Regions from separate parts of the Homo sapiens genome. Here region 2 is linked to region 1. Evidence: read pairs that join two places in POLR2A ChIA-PET (ENCODE). Cell type or tissue: OCI-LY7. All regions are shown on one strand. Links, peaks and the distances in the headings refer to the core of each region. The heading gives the core; the rest is flanking DNA.

The links. ChIA-PET counts read pairs that join two places held together with the same protein. Peaks named below come from ENCODE experiments on the same cell type or tissue, not always from the same donor. Only the 100,000 strongest peaks of a DNase experiment are listed, where the experiment ranks them.
Region 2: POLR2A ChIA-PET joins it to region 1 with 5 read pairs; 2 of 35 experiments call an interaction of 5 or more read pairs at or near these places.

Annotation. Positions count from the first base shown.
Region 1 is chr12:105,715,174-105,723,359 of GRCh38, reverse strand. CASC18 (cancer susceptibility 18) reads right to left here. Exons shown (of 5, transcript NR_110109.1): 2 at 8,141-8,186; 3 at 1,079-1,137. Among named protein-coding and RNA genes, the nearest start is that of CASC18, 15 kb to the right of the region's middle. In OCI-LY7, for the core only: no CTCF peak of the experiment used is centred there; no DNase peak of the experiment used is centred there.
Region 2 is chr12:105,779,705-105,787,890 of GRCh38, reverse strand. It overlaps LOC105369960 (a long non-coding RNA gene), which reads right to left and starts at 3,968. Exons shown (of 3, transcript XR_945310.3): 1 at 3,781-3,968; 2 at 2,269-2,682; 3 at 447-534. RefSeq lists enhancers at 3,669-3,808, 3,849-3,898. In OCI-LY7, for the core only: no CTCF peak of the experiment used is centred there; a DNase peak (open chromatin) is centred at 3,640; H3K4me3 peaks cover 494 bases; H3K27ac peaks cover 1,433 bases.

The DNA.
Region 1 (8,186 bases), core at 3,107-5,606:
ATAAAGAGCAAAATGAATGGCAGGAATTTACACAACCTCTTAAGTGACTGATCACAGTCCCTATGAGTTCTCCACGTCAGGCCACAAAAGCTCTTTGGGCTTTTTGAGCAACGATGCAGGGTCCTTTTAAATGTATGGATATCCATGCAAGGATTATCAGGTTTCCTCTTTGTCTCTGGATTTCTTTTTCTTTTAATCTGATTACAATTTGCAAAGCATTGACTTAATACTTTTTTATAGCAACACTTGCTGCCTAGGATTATTTTGGAAAGACAATGGCAAATATAGATATTTATACCTTATTTCACAATCTAGTGCATTCTATCTGACTTGAGATTTCAATATCCCCACTCTGCAAGATTCAACATCAAGACAAGTGAGATTACTTTTTGTTTCATGGCCAAAAGCCAGTTTCCTCCCATTGCCCCTGAAGCAGCTTCCTAAGTCTCAGCCTTAACTTTAGAAGATGCATGTTGGCATCTGCCGTAATGATTTTAACTACAAATCGTGCAAGCTAGATTCACCATGGCTGAAACAAATCGGGGTTTGTTTACCTGACGTAATAAGACATCAGCATGTAAAGTGTGACTGGGGTTGGTGCAGCCAGCACACTATGCTGGGGCTGACTGTCCTGTGATTCTCTCAGTCTCATTGTTACAAAAGGGCTTCTGCACCCCCTGACAGACAAATATCACATTCAAGAATGAATGAAGCAGATGGGAAATGGGGGAATGCTAGCTACCTTGTCCCTTTTTTTGAGAAATCAAGAGCTTTTCCAAGTCTTCAGTCACGGGCTCTCTCTGCTGACTTCCACTTCTAACTCTTTGCCCCAAACTGTGTCACATGGCCAGCTGTTGTGCAGAGGATGCTGGGAAATAAAGTGTGTAGCTTTCTAGTTTCATAGGTTAGGAAAGTCAGGGAGAAGGGACCTGGGATAGACGCTTAAAGAGCCAAACCGCAATGTCTACCATCAATATGCTATTCTAAGAAAACGAAAGGGAACGGAAAAGGAAAGGGAAAAAGGGGGAAATAGGCTACAGATGGGATAAAGTTTAGTTCAAAATCTGCTACTTCCTACCTATGTGATCCTGGAACTTTGAAAAAGTTATTTATGTGTCCATGCCTCAGTCTTCTCATCTGTGAAATTGGGATAATATAAATTACTACCCTACAGAGAACTGTGAATATAAAATGTGATTCATGCAAAGAGCTAAGCCCAACAGCCGGCATATAATAATCACTCAAGGCTACTACCACACCCCACACCCTATGACTCTCACTATTACTAATAATAACTCTACTGCTACCGATAATCACCATTATTATTACTATGTGTGAAAATATTTCCACTTACATAAAGCATTCTATAAACAATAACATTTATAAAATTTTATACATTCCCTTCCTTCTGTCTCTTCCCTTCTGGCCATCTGGCAACAGGATATTATTATAGCAAACACTTAAAGAATTATCTATAGCCTTGGGATTTCATTCATTCATGAAATCAATAGTATTTATTGAACACCTGCTATGCTACAGGCACTCTGCTGAATACTGATGATAAGGTGGTGAATAAAAATAGACAAAGTTTCTGTCCACATGACATGTACAATCTGGCTAGACAGATGTTATACAAATAGTCACAAACATGAAAGTGTAATTCAAAACTTGGTCAATTATAAAAACTGGGGTTTGCCTCTTTTAAGAGCATTAATGCTTTTTAAAAGTCCAGAAGTTGAGTGATTTTCAGACATCTGTAAAAGTCATTCTGAAACTCTGAAACAACTTGAAACTCTTTGCCTGCTTTTGCATTAAGGCCATTTTGAAAATTAATTCCTGTACCTTGTTAGGAATGTATTTCTTTGTATGAGAACTATAGTTCCTGCAACTGAAAATTAATGTAAGATGTTGGCTGCCCTGGAATGGAACAATCGACCGTATGAAATCATTTTGTGGTTTGATACTTCATTACTAGCCAGTGAAGTCTCCACTCCCTCCCCATCCCCCAACCTCATGCCACTGGAAATCGCAATTAGTTGAAGTAGAAAAGATTATAGCCAGGTGCACTGTTTGAAGTGGGATTTTTTTTCTCTTTCACTTGTGGTGGGAGTGAGAGTGTTGAGGGCGAGGGTGAGGGGGGTGTCAAGGGGGAGAAACTCCTTTTGTTAAGTATTTGCAGTCTATGAGCATCCTGGTAATTCAACAGGCGTCTGTGGAATCTTAGGGCATTGGGACTCTTTGTGTTTAACCATCAAGCTCTAACCTCAAGGGTGTTTGCTGTGAGTAGAAACAGGAGATGTGAGGCTATTCACTGATGTGCAAAATGACATGATCCTCTTAAGAGCTAGAGTGAGTTTCACTAGATGAAAGGGAACGACATGGCTAAGCTAAATATCTTATAAAGGAATCCAGGAGATATTTATTAGAAATTGAATTATCTCTTCACAAATGCATAAGATGTGGCAGTTGAAGTCCAGATAAAGTAAGTTTGCATCATGGCCCTTTCACAACCCCAACAAACAGGTAAAAAATTACCTGTAATCTTATCCTTTTTGATTATTTTAGAGCTCTTTAAAATTCTTGGTATAAATATTTTATATAAGTTTTGATAATTAGAATTGAATTAAAAGAAATATATTGAGAGAGTGAAATTAGAGAGGTTCTCCTGAGTTCTAAAATTCTTCCAGTGTATTACTGACTACAGTGGTCTCCAAAAGTCCCCAGACAGGACAGAGTGACTTCAGGTATTGGACCCTGCGTACACAATGAAAAGTGGTCAACATCCTTAGACTGGCCCAGTCTTCTCACTCATTAAATAACAGAAACATCAGTCGTTCTGTCTTGCTCTCAGAGCATCATGAAGATGAAGCAGGACAAAGGAAGTGTCAGTGTCTCTCTAAAACAAACCCCAACTATACAGATGCTCGGAGAGTAATAGAACATGCCCTTTGGTTGAGCCACATGTTATTGGCCTCATTCTTTGGGCCAAAAACTTTAAAAACAAAGTCCTTCTGGTTTCCTGTCCAACCATAAATTCTGATGACATGAAAACACGTGAAAGAAGATAAAAAGAAGAGTGATCTAAAGAAATGTATAGGAAAGTATAAAGTCAACAATTCCATATAGGTGGAGATGCTTAAATCACTCAAAACGGAGGCCCATTCTCATATAATAACAGGATCTAGAGTCAAGCAGTCATGGTTCAAACTCAACTCTGCTATCTCAATTTCCTCAACTGAAAAGTGGGGACAATAACCCCTAACTCACAGGGGTACGGTAAAGGTTAACTGAAATATTCTCTGTAAAACACCTAAGCTCATTAGGAATAAGTGTAGCTGCCTGGTATAGAAAATCCAAAATAACAACAGCTTAACTGCACAAGGCTTCATTTCCACATGCAAAGACACCTGCAGGCTGGGAGTAGTGACTCATGCCTGTAATCCTTGTGCTTTGGGAGGCCAAGGCAGGAGGATTGCTTGAGGCCAGGAGTTCAAGACCAGCCTGGGCAACATGGTGAGATCCCATCTCTAAAAAAAAATTTTTTTTAATTAGCCCAGTGTGGTGGCATGCACCTGTAGTCCCAGCTACTTGGGAGGTTGAAGTGGGAGGATCTCTTGAGCCCAGGAGTTTGAGGTTACAGTGAGCTATGATTGCACCACTGTACTCCAGCCTGAGTGAAAAAGCAACATACTGTCTCAAAAAAAAATTTTTTTTTAATGTTTGGAGATAGCAGATTGCTGCTAAGATGTTGGTTCCATGACTTCACAGGGATTCAGAATTTGTTCTTTTGGCTCTGGCATCTTAGAGACAGACTGCTCCTTCTAGGTAATCTTATGATCCAAAATGGCTCAGTGTAAGTACCAGTGTGACTGACCAAATGCTTATGTCCCCCCACAAATTCATATGTTACAACATATGAATGTTGAACCATTAACCCCAAGGTGATGGTATTAGGAAGGGGTGCCTTTGAGAGGTGATTAGGTCATGAGGATGGTGGCCTCATGAATAGGATTAGTGCCCTTATAAGAGTTCCCAAGAGCTCCCTTGCCCCTTCCATGTGAGGACACATGGAGAAGTCACTGTCTATGAACCAGGAAATAGGACCCCACCAGACACCAAATCTGCCAGCATCTTGATCTTGGGCTTCCCAGCCTCCAGACTGTGAGAAACAAATTTATTATTTATAAACCACTGAGTTTATAGCATCTTGTTATAGCAGCCCAAATGGACTAAGACAATTGAGAATGGGGAAAAGAGCTTTCCTAGAATGTCTGTCTGCCTTTTAGGAAGCCCTCTGGAAGTCCTTCTCAACATCTTTGTTCCAGCTCCCTGGCTGGAACTTGGTCACAAGGCCATAGCCAATTCAAAAAAGCATGTAGACATGTGCATCATTACTGTCAACGAAATGGGGGTTCTGTTAGTAAGGAATAACTGGTGGTTTCTGCCATAGGAGCTGGTGCAAAGCCAGTTGCCTAAGATTAGTCGCTGCTGCTATTGTGGTTAGAGATATGCCAATTAAAAATGTATCTTTAAAATGGACTCCTATTATTCTATATGACCAATAAAATAATTCAGACACCCAGATGTCAGAGTATGTATGTACCTCCAAACGAGTACTCCCTGGCTAAAGTTGTTACCAAGAGAGTTTAGATTAACTGTTTTGAGGTTGCTTTTTTTTAAAAAAAAGGAAAAACATTGTTTTAATCCTTAGAGCTAGCCATTATTCAGTTATTAAGCATATATATTGATTTAGCACTTAGGCCCTATGCTAAGTGCTAAAGGCTATGAAGAGATCAATTCCAATTCTCTAAGAGATCACAGATAAGTAGTGAGAGCAGCCAATAGAATATTGCAATATGGTGGGGACAGAGGTAAACATTGGAGGCCCAGGAGTGCACAGGACAAACAATACGGCCTTGGAGGTCTGAGGATGAATTCTAGGGACACAGAGCTCAACTGATTCTGAAAGACAAGTTGTGAAAATAAAGGTGGGAGGGAGGAAGAGCCCTGAAGTCAGAAGAAGCCCAAAGGCCCAGATACCAGAAAGAACCCCCATGACTTAGAGGAAACTTTGATACCGTGGTTCCATACAGCTTTAAGAACCTGCAGCACAGCGTCCTACATAACCTCAGTAAAGAAAATTTTCATCCTTTGTACACTGACATGACTTTTTGAAACAGTCAAGTTGTGTGAACAAAGTGGACAATGGAGATGAGTGTTTCTATTTTTTTTTTTTTTTTTTGAGCCCTCACTCTGTTGCCCAGGCTGGAGTACAGTGGCGTGATCTCGGCTCACTGCAACCTCTGCCTCCTGGGTTCAAAAGATTCTCCTGCCTCAGCCTCCCAAGTAGCTGGAATTATAGGCGCATGCCACCATACCTGGCTATATTTTGTATTTTTGTAATTTTTAGTAGTAATTTTGTATTTTTGTAATTTTAGGGTTTTGTCATGTTGGCCAGGCTAGTCTCAAACTCCTGGCCTCAAGTGACTCACCTGCCTCAGCCTTCCAAAGTGTTGGGATTACAGGCATGAGCCACAGCACCTGGCCAGGGTGTTTCTATTTTAAAGTAAAAATTAGGTTGGTGGCCAAAGTAGTGGGAATTCTTTCTAATGCAATGCCCAGCTGACTTTAAAAATAACCTCCTTCAAAAAGGGTAGAAAATTTGCAGAAATGATGGGCAGCATCATTACATTCAGACTATAAACTTCCAAGGCAACCTCTTGAGACAGACAACACGTTAGAGTGTTAAAGTGCCACCCTATATAATGGCTACACTTATTTATGGTATACAGAGTCAACAGAATGATCACTACAATTCAAACTCTTGGTATACATTTAAATTCTGGACCCGATATAAAAAAATGTCCAATACAAAAAGGAATACCTTGCCTCTGCTCTCTCTTTTAAAAACTCTTTATATTTCTTTGAAGATTTTTTAAAAACTATTCATTAATTTACATTGACTGGCCCTTTAAGAAAATCTGGGATTTGCTGAGATTCTTGAACCTCCCAGACTTCAGAACGTTCAGGAAAGGGAGACTATTTTAATCTTCTCCTTCTCTTCTCACATCTAATAAGCCACTGTTTTTTAATTAACTCCCTTGCCCCATAAATATTTCAAATGTAGCCTCTCTTCTTTATCCCCACGGCCATTGTCTCAGTCCAAGCCTTCATAATCCCCTACCTAACTCAGCATTTAATTTCCCAGCTGCTTTCACTGCTTCTCCTCTCCTCCTTTCTCTAATCCATTCCAAACACTGCCACCAGAGTGATCTCTCCAAAAGGAAAATGGAATGATTCTCCTCCCTTACTTAAAACTCCCCAAAGGTTCCCTGAACATCTGAAACCCTTCCATTTGAAGAGAACTTCAAAATGACGTCCCGCCTGCCTGCTCAGCCTCCTGCTCCTGTTCCCAATCTGCATTCATGGTTCCACTAACAGGAGTTCCTTGGTGCCTCTCTGGCGCCCAAGGCCAGCATCTAACCTATTAGCAAATCCTTTCCCATGGCCTTGGGAGTACACCCTCTCTGTATCCACTTCTCACCACCTCCACTGCTAATTCTCTCACCTAACACCATTATCTCTAGCATTTGTGAAGACCGTGGGAGCCTCTTCACAGGTCTTTCTGCTGCTTCTTTTGGCCCCTGCAGTCCAGGCTTCCCACTGCTATAAATAACATCGTGACATTTTCCTGATTTCTTTTTCTACTTGGAATGTGAAGTCTTTACCTGGGCTTACAGGGCCCCACAAACTCTCTTCTGTGGTTCTCTCTCCAGCCTTCTCTGTCTCACTTCTCTACAGCTGGATTAGTATCTGGATCATCTTTTCACAACCTTTGCATGTGCTGTTCCTTCTGCCAGTAATGATCTTCCCACCTCGCACACTAGAATATAAGTGTCAGGGCACTGTTTTAGGCTCATCTCTGTATCCCTAGTACGTAGGACAATGTCTGATAAAAGGTAGGCACTCAATAAACATTGAGGTGCTAATGAATGAGTCTATGTTTTGCCGTTTTTTGTTTGATACCTTTGTCCTAGGCAATACAGGAAGAGTAAAACATGGTGAGTTTGAATCCACGTCTGTGTTTAATGGGGTTATCTTGGGCAGGTAATCTCTGATCCTCTGTTTCGATATTTGTAAAAATGAAGCAGCCAATTTATGAAACACTCAGAATTTTTATGAGATTAAATAAAATGTTAGTTTTTTCCTCTAGGAAACCTGAGATGATGCAAAGACAGTCAAGAGATCCTTGTGGCAACATCCTGAAGTGTCCTGAACACAGAAATGTGACTTCTTCTTTGGGGCCAGATGGAAACTTCTGACTGTTAGAGCTACCTAGCTGGTTTCAAAACTATGATTGGGATTTCTTACTCTTTAAGAATTGCATTCTTGTCTAGTAATGTAAAAATTCATTTTAAGTGAATTTTTTCTTCAGTTCACCCTACCTTGAAACAAAAATAGATTATAAACAACAGATTGGTTTTTAAACACTACCTATTGTTAACATTCTTCCTCATGTCTTTATCTTACCTTTGCCTCATGCCTATTGCCCTGAAGAAGAAGGAAGGCAGTGTTCATAGACTTCGTGCCCCTGTCAAATATATTTTCTTTATTTACTGCCTTCTGATTCACAAACACTCAGAAGTTTCTGCAAGGGGTAGGACCATGGCTAGGGTGTCATCTGTCCTGGCTTACACCTGTTGTCCCAGTGCAATTATTAATAATGCCCCTTTCACTCTCAAACATGTCCTGGTTTGGGCAATAACTTTTGTTGTCACCCTAATTATAGTTCATGTATAAAAACACATTTTGACTAGAATAAACTTCTGGGGTCTGTTGCATTCCTTTTCTTTTCTTTTCTTTCTTTATTTTTTCTATTGCTGTCTTACTTAGATCTAGCCATAGTCTTGACATACCTTAAAAAACTGCTACTCTCCAGTTATAAGCATATTGCAAACTGAACTTGAGGGTCATTTTATTCCTACAATATGTGATGTGTCCATCCTGCTTTCCTCCAAATACTTTCCTCAATTTAGAGGACTTTTCTGATTACCTTTTCATGTACCTCTAGTAGCATCAGATAGAAATAAGCCTTATTCAGACAAATGGATGTGTTTGCAGAGGGAAGGGGTTTACTTACCCGATTTTTCCCACTCTGGGTTACAGAGGCTTGACTCTACTTGTCC
Region 2 (8,186 bases), core at 2,099-4,598, 66 kb before region 1:
TCATATTCAGCCTCACTTGAGGCTGACTAGCGGCTACTGTATTTGAGCAGTCAACATTCATGCGTTTTCTATTTACTAAGGCATTAGCAGAAACATAGACTGAAATATATACCACCATATAATATATCCCAGATGTGTTATTATATTTTTTAAAGAGAAGGAAAGGATATTTGGAAGAATAAGTAACCAAAGAGCATTTTCTGTCAATCTCATTGGGGTTGGTGGTAACTCATCAGGGAGAAACAAACCAAACTTGGAATTAAAATACACTGGGATTAAGATCTGGTTCACTTTGTTTAAATTCCACAAGTAATCCTTGAGTCTTCCTAGAGCCAGATTACCTGTGTTAGCTCCTCTCAATAGCTCTATGGCTTTCTGGTTGTTATCCCAGTGTTAAAGAAAATTAAAGGAAGGTTAATGGGCTGCAGGAGCTCTAGGTCACAGAGAAGCCTGACTGGGATTCCATCCTGGCCCGTCTTACTCTACAGTCCACATGATTGCTGCTTTCCAATATTTCAAAGGAAATTACAATGTCTGTAAACAGAAAAAAAAAAAAAAAAAGCATTACTTTTAAAAAGCAAAGGCTATTCTGTGGAAGGGGACAACTTTTTCTAGATGGCTCCAGTGAGTGGGCTACTGACATTTTTTAATAGGTGGACATTACCAAAAGAAGCATTTTAATTCTGCTAGTATCATCCAGAAAAATCTCTGTTTCCTGCCAGTTGTGCTTTGGGCAATATGGTAGATGTGTCTCTAGATGAAATAAATAAAAAAAAGATTCTTACCTATTCTGGAAAGAAAAACAATAAACTCACTGAAGAATTGGAATCCCTACCTATAAAGTGATTGTACATCTATCTTTGTGGTAGTCTCTGGTTTGGGGTCATATTCTGAACAGTTGAGGTTGGCTGATAGCCTATTTCTACGTAATTGAGTGAGCAGAGAGAGAGGCAAGTTTACAGTCGGAGTTATTCCATCAACCCATTCCTCAAACTCTTCCACAGTAGATTGTATGGATTTATGAACCATAAGAACCTAAGGGGTGTCCATCACAGAAAGGTAAATTCAGGGCCTACTGTCATCCTCCACACACGCAGGCCAGAAGCAGATACATACCTGCCTTATTCCATGGACTATTTTCCCTTTTTGAGATTCCCATAGGGCTCTTTGGATTTAGGGAGTGAATGTTAACCCTCCTATAGATTCCTGAGCCCTGTGAAATGACTCGTTGAGTAAGGAGGTAAAATAATGAATCCTCTAGGATGGCTCTACATTTTAAGGCAGAGAGTAGCTGCTGGGAAGTTCTCCTTGTATGACTCTCTCAGTTGTAGTTACTGGCAAACTCTCCAGGTGCTAGCATGTGGATACTGCTTAAAATTTAATCTAACTTGATACTCTCTCCACAGTCTACAACTGGGATAGCTGGATTTCACAAAGAAGAAACCCCAGACAGCTAGAACTTTACTCATTCTACTATCCATGAAATATTAAAAACATATAGCTCTCAGGAGGCTTGGAGCCTGTGCTTACAAAAAGAAGTAGATGAAAGTAGGCTATAAATTACTTCACCTGGATGGGCTTGGGCCCAAGGCATCCTAAACTTTCAACAACATGCAGATGGAGGAGAATGGGGAAAAATCTACTCAATAAATCCAGCATGGGTGGGGTTACTAATTAAAAGCCAGCCAGAGAGGATACTCAGGCCTTGTAGATGACTATATAATGATTTTATCCCATTCTGGAAGCTGCCCAACAGAAGAGTGAGGAACAGTTGCAGGAAATTCTTGCCATTTACTCAGGAGTCATTGAGATAGAGCCAAAGACTCTCAACCTGAAATTATACAGAAAGACACGTCCCAGAAGTCAGGTCATCAAATGCAGAATCCAGTCCCCAGGGAATGGGGAAGTCGAGTATCACAGGAGGGCCCTGTTGAGGCTGGCTGGAGTTGCTGGACACTAAGCACAAAGGCTCAGAATTAGAGGGGATGTTTAGACAGAAGACCATCGTATGGCCTGGGTCCACTTAGGCACTGGGAGAGCTAAGATTTGAATATCAGAGCTTGCTTCCAGTAGAAAAGTCCTGGATCTACTTGGCAGCCAGGAGAGTCCAAGGGTCTTCATGGGAGCTGAAACAGTCCACAGTCATGCCCCCGAGTTCTGGGACTGGGAGCCTGATTCAACTCCAAACCCAACAAGGGGCAAGATGGAAGCTGTTGATGCAGCTGCTTATGGAAGGAATTGGTTTACCAACCACCCGCTCCCTCCTACCTCCTTGAGGATTTGTCTCCGTCAAGTAGAAATGGACCTCTGACACGTCCATCCATTTCATATCCTCTCTTCTGGTCAACTTGCCTCAAGCTGCCTTGGGTTCTGCTTCCTTCTTCCTTCTGCTCTGCTGATGCATCTTGCTGTTGACATCTCACCTCATCCTTCACCAAACTTGATGCTTGGAACCACCTCTACAGTTTTGACTTTCACTTCCCTGGTCAATACAGTTCAGATCCTGCCTGGCTGTACTTCTTTCATTTGCCCTAGGTAAGTCTGGTGATCTTGTACCTCAGCACAGACCCCTGGGGGAAGCAATCCTGCGGGGGGCACCCACACCCCAGTACAAGATCCAGGTAGAAATTGGGTGGGCTGAGTCCTGCAGGTGAGCATCATCAGTGGACCGGCAGCAAGCTACTGGAGGAGAGAGAGAGGATAGGTGACAAGGAAGGAGTCGGACTTCTGCTCCCTTTGGATCAAGGGCTCACAATATTTTCTGCAAATTACTGATGTGCTACTGTACAGAAGGTCCCTAAGGTTAGGGGATAAATCTTCACCAGGTGGTGTTTTGGGGTCTTAGACCATACATTTTGACACAAGAACAAAGTAAGGCCAAAGTTGGAACAAAGTGTCCTCAGATGACATGAGCTATCTCTCCCATGACACACACACACACACACACACACACACACACACACACACACCCCACTTGACATGCTTGTAGATTACAGCTGCGCATGGGACATGAACACTCATTGCTCCAAGGAAGATGAAAACACCTACTGGAGTTCTTTCCTGAGCTGCAAGTGTGTGACTGCTCGCAGAGCGGGGCAGAGGGAGTTGTGGTGTTTCCCAGTCACCGGTACACTCAACCCCAGGCCTGTCCATGCAGAAGGGAGCCATGGGGTATTCTCACACCAGGCAGCACTGACTTGGGAGCTGGCTCCTTGCTTCCTGGTGCCATTGGCAACTGTCCCACAAACCCTTCCCATCATCCACCAACATACCCAAAACATACTTCAGGGAAATGAAAAAAAACTGCTCCTGCTGATCTCTGTGGTCCCTCAGATCTCCTTAATCATTTCCGGAAATTCTGGGGCAGCCCCAAAGTAGAAGCAGTTCTAACTATGGAAATCACTTCTGCCTGCAGCATCTGTCTTCCAGCCTGGGAGTTGTACCGGGGGTTATTTTTATAGTCTTCAATTCTGCCTCAGGGACCAAGGCTTGAAACTAGCTTAAGAAATTTAGATGAAACAAATTTGCAAGTCTCAGCTGAAATCTTGGAGCAGGTGATCTAACATCTGGAGTACCTAACCGCTCTAAGTGCTTTCTCATCCTTTCAAAAACCATGTTGTCAGCCTAAAAGAGGAAGAGGAAACTGACAAAGTTTTGATGATGCTTACAAGTTGATTTCCTGCCTTCATTCTCAAATAGTTCCGCTGAACTCTTTGGCTGCTGGTTTTAGAAACTATGCTATAAATATAAACAGTAATAATGCTACTGCTTAATATTTACATCAGAGATCCTTCTCCACAGTGACTGCCAGGTGCTTTCCAAATTGTCTGATGTGTACAGTCTGTGCTTGGGTCAGCCCAGAAGTCCACTGTTCCACAGGTCTCTTCTAAATTTTTTTTCAGTGGCTTGAATTTCCACATCTAAAAGAGAAGCACCTGTTCTGCAAGTACTGACTGTCTCAGCTTCCCTCTCCCTTATGCCCCCTTTTAGCGCTCCGATCCCCCTCAGTCCCTCCTGCCAGCACCCATCCAAATTCAAAGTAGTGGATTTAGTAGTAGGTGCAGTATGAGTTGTGGGAGTCAGTGTTGGAAGGAGGATGCAATGGAAGGAATGTTTGTGTTCTCCCGAAATTCATATGTTTAAATCCAAACCCCCAATGTGATGGTATTAGGCTGAGCCTTTGCGAGTTGATTAGGTCATAAGGATCCTTCATGAATGGTATTCGTGCCCTTACAAAAGAGGCCCCAGAGAACTAATTGTCTTGCCTTCTTTCCACCATGTGAGGACACAGAAGTACCCTTTTGCAACCAAGAAGAGGGCTCTCACCAGAACTCAACCATGCTGGCACCTTGGTCTTGGACTTCCAGCCTCCACGACAGTGAGAAATAAATTTCTGGTTTTTTTAATAAGCCACTCAGTCTATGGTATTTTGCTATAGTAGCCAGAGCTGCTTAAAACAGAGGATGTTGTGATTTGCACAGTGAAGAAGGGGAAAGGTGCCTTTTCTTTCTCTACCTGAAGTCCTGATTAAATTTTTAAAACGTCTCTGTAAAGAGTAGAATGATGGTTACCAGAGGCCAGGAAGGGTAGTCGGGGTGGTGGTGGGGAAATGAGAGGGATGATTAATGGGTACAAAAATATAGTTAGATAAAATAAATAAGATTTTGCATCTGATAGTATAACAGGGTGACTACAGTCAACAATAATTTATCATACATTTTTAAAATAACTAAAAGAGAATAATTGGAATGAAATGATAAAGGTTTTCGGTGATGGATACCCATTTACACTGATGTGATTATCATGCATTGTATGCCTGTATTAAAATATCTCATGTGTCCCAAAAATATACATGCCTACTATGTGCCCATAAAAATAAAAATGAAAAAATAGTCTCTGCAATCATCAGGTCCCTGTTGTTTGCCTAAAAAATAAGGGATTTGGACTTATTTTTCTGAGGTTCCTAACAATTCTGATGATGATCATTCTATGAGCCTTCATAACTCACTTTTGGATCATCAAGGTGGAAACCTATTGCTTTTCCTTTGTCCCCAGGTGCTTTTTCCCACCTAACTTGCTATAAAATGAATGTTTCTCCCTGCCCCTCCCAAAAAAAATAGCATGTTTTTTCCTATCATGAAAAATGAAATGTCAACAACAAAAACATATATTTCTGCCATAATTCTACCCGATTTTAGACTGAAAATCTTTGGAGATATATATATATATATTTTTTGAAATAAAAAAACTACACAATCTTTAATGCTGCAATCAGTCTTTTACAAAAGTAGAAATTTCTCTCACTGTCATGAAAAATTACAAACAGAAAAATTAAAAAAATACAGTGAAGATAAATTCACAAATCTTATCAACATCTATTAACATTTTCCCAAATATACCATCTCTCTTTTCTCTACACATGTACAGACACAAATTTAAATATATATATATATATTTGAACTGTTTAAATAAGTTAGAGACAGCATGCTACTTCACTCCTAAAAACTTTAGAATACAGGTCCTAGAATAAGGACATTTACACATATAGCAACAATATCCCTCTAACTTCTAAAAAAATTGACAATAATTTCTTAATATCATCTATCATTCAAGTCATATTCAAATCCTCCCCATTTTCTCCAAATGTCATATTGCTATCTTTCAAAACCAGAAAGCAATAAAAATTTATGCATTGCTTTAAATTATGTATCTTTAATCTATTTTAATCATACGCCTTCTACTTGCTTTTTCTTTGTGATATTGGATTTTTTTTCTTTTTATTTATTTATTTATTTATTTTTTATTATTATACTTTAAGTTTTAGGGTACATGTGCACATTGTGCAGGTTAGTTACATACGTATACATGTGCCATGCTGGTGTGCTGTACCCACTAACTCGTCATCTAGCATTAGGTATATCTCCCAATGCTATCCCTCCCCCCTCCCCCCACCCCACAACAGTCCCCAGAGTGTGATGTTCCCCTTCCTGTGTCCATGTGATCTCATTGTTCAATTCCCACCTACGAGTGAGAATATGCGGTGTTTGGTTTTTTCTTCTTGCAATAGTTTACTGAGAATGATGGTTTCCAATTTCATCCATGTCTCTACAAAGGACATGAACGCATCATTTTTTATGGCTGCATAGTATTCCATGGTGTATATGTGCCACATTTTTTTAATCCAGTCTATCATTGTTGGACATTTGGGTTGGTTCCAAGTCTTTCCTATTGTGAATAATGCCGCAATAAACATACGTGTGCATGTGTCTTTATAGCAGCATGATTTATAGTCCTTTGGGTATATACCCAGTAATGGGATGGCTGGGCCAAATGGTATTTCTAGTTCTAGATCCCTGAGGAATCGCCACACTGACTTCCACAATGGTTGAACTAGTTTACAGTCCCACCAACAGTGTAAAAGTGTTCCTATTTCTCCACATCCTCTCCAGCACCTGTTGTTTCCTGACTTTTTAATGATTGCCACTCTAACTGGTGTGAGATGGTATCTCATTGTGGTTTTGATTTGCATTTCTCTGATGGCCAGTGATGGTGAGCATTTTTTCATGTGTTTTTTGGCTGCATAAATGTCTTCTTTTGAGAAGTGTCTGTTCATGTCCTTTGCCCACTTTTTGATGGGGTTGTTTGTTTTTTTCTTGTAAATTTGTTTGAGTTCATTGTAGATTCTGGATATTAGCCCTTTGTCAGATGAGTAGGTTGCGAAAATTTTCTCCCATTCTGTAGGTTGCCTGTTCACTCTGATGGTAGTTTCTTTTGCTGTGCAGAAGCTCTTTAGTTTAATTAGATCCCATTTGTCAATTTTGTCTTTTGTTGCCATTGCTTTTGGTGTTTTAGACATGAAGTCCTTGCCCATGCCTATGTCCTGAATGGTAATGCCTAGGTTTTTTTCTAGGGTTTTTATGGTTTTAGGTCTAACGTTTAAGTCTTTAATCCATCTTGAATTGATTTTTGTATAAGGTGTAAGGAAGGGATCCAGTTTCAGCTTTCTACATATGGCTAGCCAGTTTTCCCAGCACCATTTATTAAATAGGGAATCCTTTCCCCATTGCTTGTTTTTCTCAGGTTTGTCAAAGATCAGATAGTTGTAGATATGCGGCGTTATTTCTGAGGGCTCTGTTCTGTTCCATTGATCTATATCTCTGTTTTGGTACCAGTACCATGCTGTTTTGGTTACTGTAGCCTTGTAGTATAGTTTGAAGTCAGGTAGTGTGATGCCTCCAGCTTTGTTCTTTTGGCTTAGGATTGACTTGGCGATGCGAGCTCTTTTTTGGTTCCATATGAACTTTAAAGTAGTTTTTTCCAATTCTGTGAAGAAAGGCATTGGTAGCTTGATGGGGATGGCATTGAATCTGTAAATTACATTGGGCAGTATGGCCATTTTCATGATATTGATTCTTCCTACCCATGAGCATGGAATGTTCTTCCATTTGTTTGTATCCTCTTTTATTTCCTTGAGCAGTGGTTTGTAGTTCTCCTTGAAGAGGTCCTTCACATCCCTTGTAAGTTGGATTCCTAGGTATTTTATTCTCTTTGAAGCAATTGTGAATGGGAGTTCACTCATGATTTGGCTCTCTGTTTGTCTGTTGTTGGTGTATAGGAATGCTTGTGATTTTTGCACATTGATTTTGTATCCTGAGACTTTGCTGAAGTTGCTTATCAGCTTAAGGAGATTTTGGGCTGAGACAATGGGGTTTTCTAGATATACAATCATGTCGTCTGCAAACAGGGACAATTTGACTTCCTCTTTTCCTAATTGAATACCCTTTATTTCCTTCTCCTGCCTAATTGCCCTGGCCAGAACTTCCAACACTATGTTGAATAGGAGTGGTGAGAAAGGGCATCCCTGTCTTGTGGCAGTTTTCAAAGGGAATGCTTCCAGTTTTTGCCCATTCAGTATGATATTGGCTGTGGGTTTGTCATAGATAGCTCTTATTATTTTGAAATATGTCCCATCAATACCTAATTTATTGAGAGTTTTTAGCATGAAAGGTTGTTGAATTTTGTCAAAGGCCTTTTCTGCATCTATTGAGATAATCATGTGGTTTTTGTCTTTGGCTCTGTTTATATGCTGGATTACATTTATTGATTTGAGTATATTGAACCAGCCTTGCATCCCAGGGATGAAGCCCACTTGATCATGGTGGATAAGCTTTTTGATGTGCTGCTGG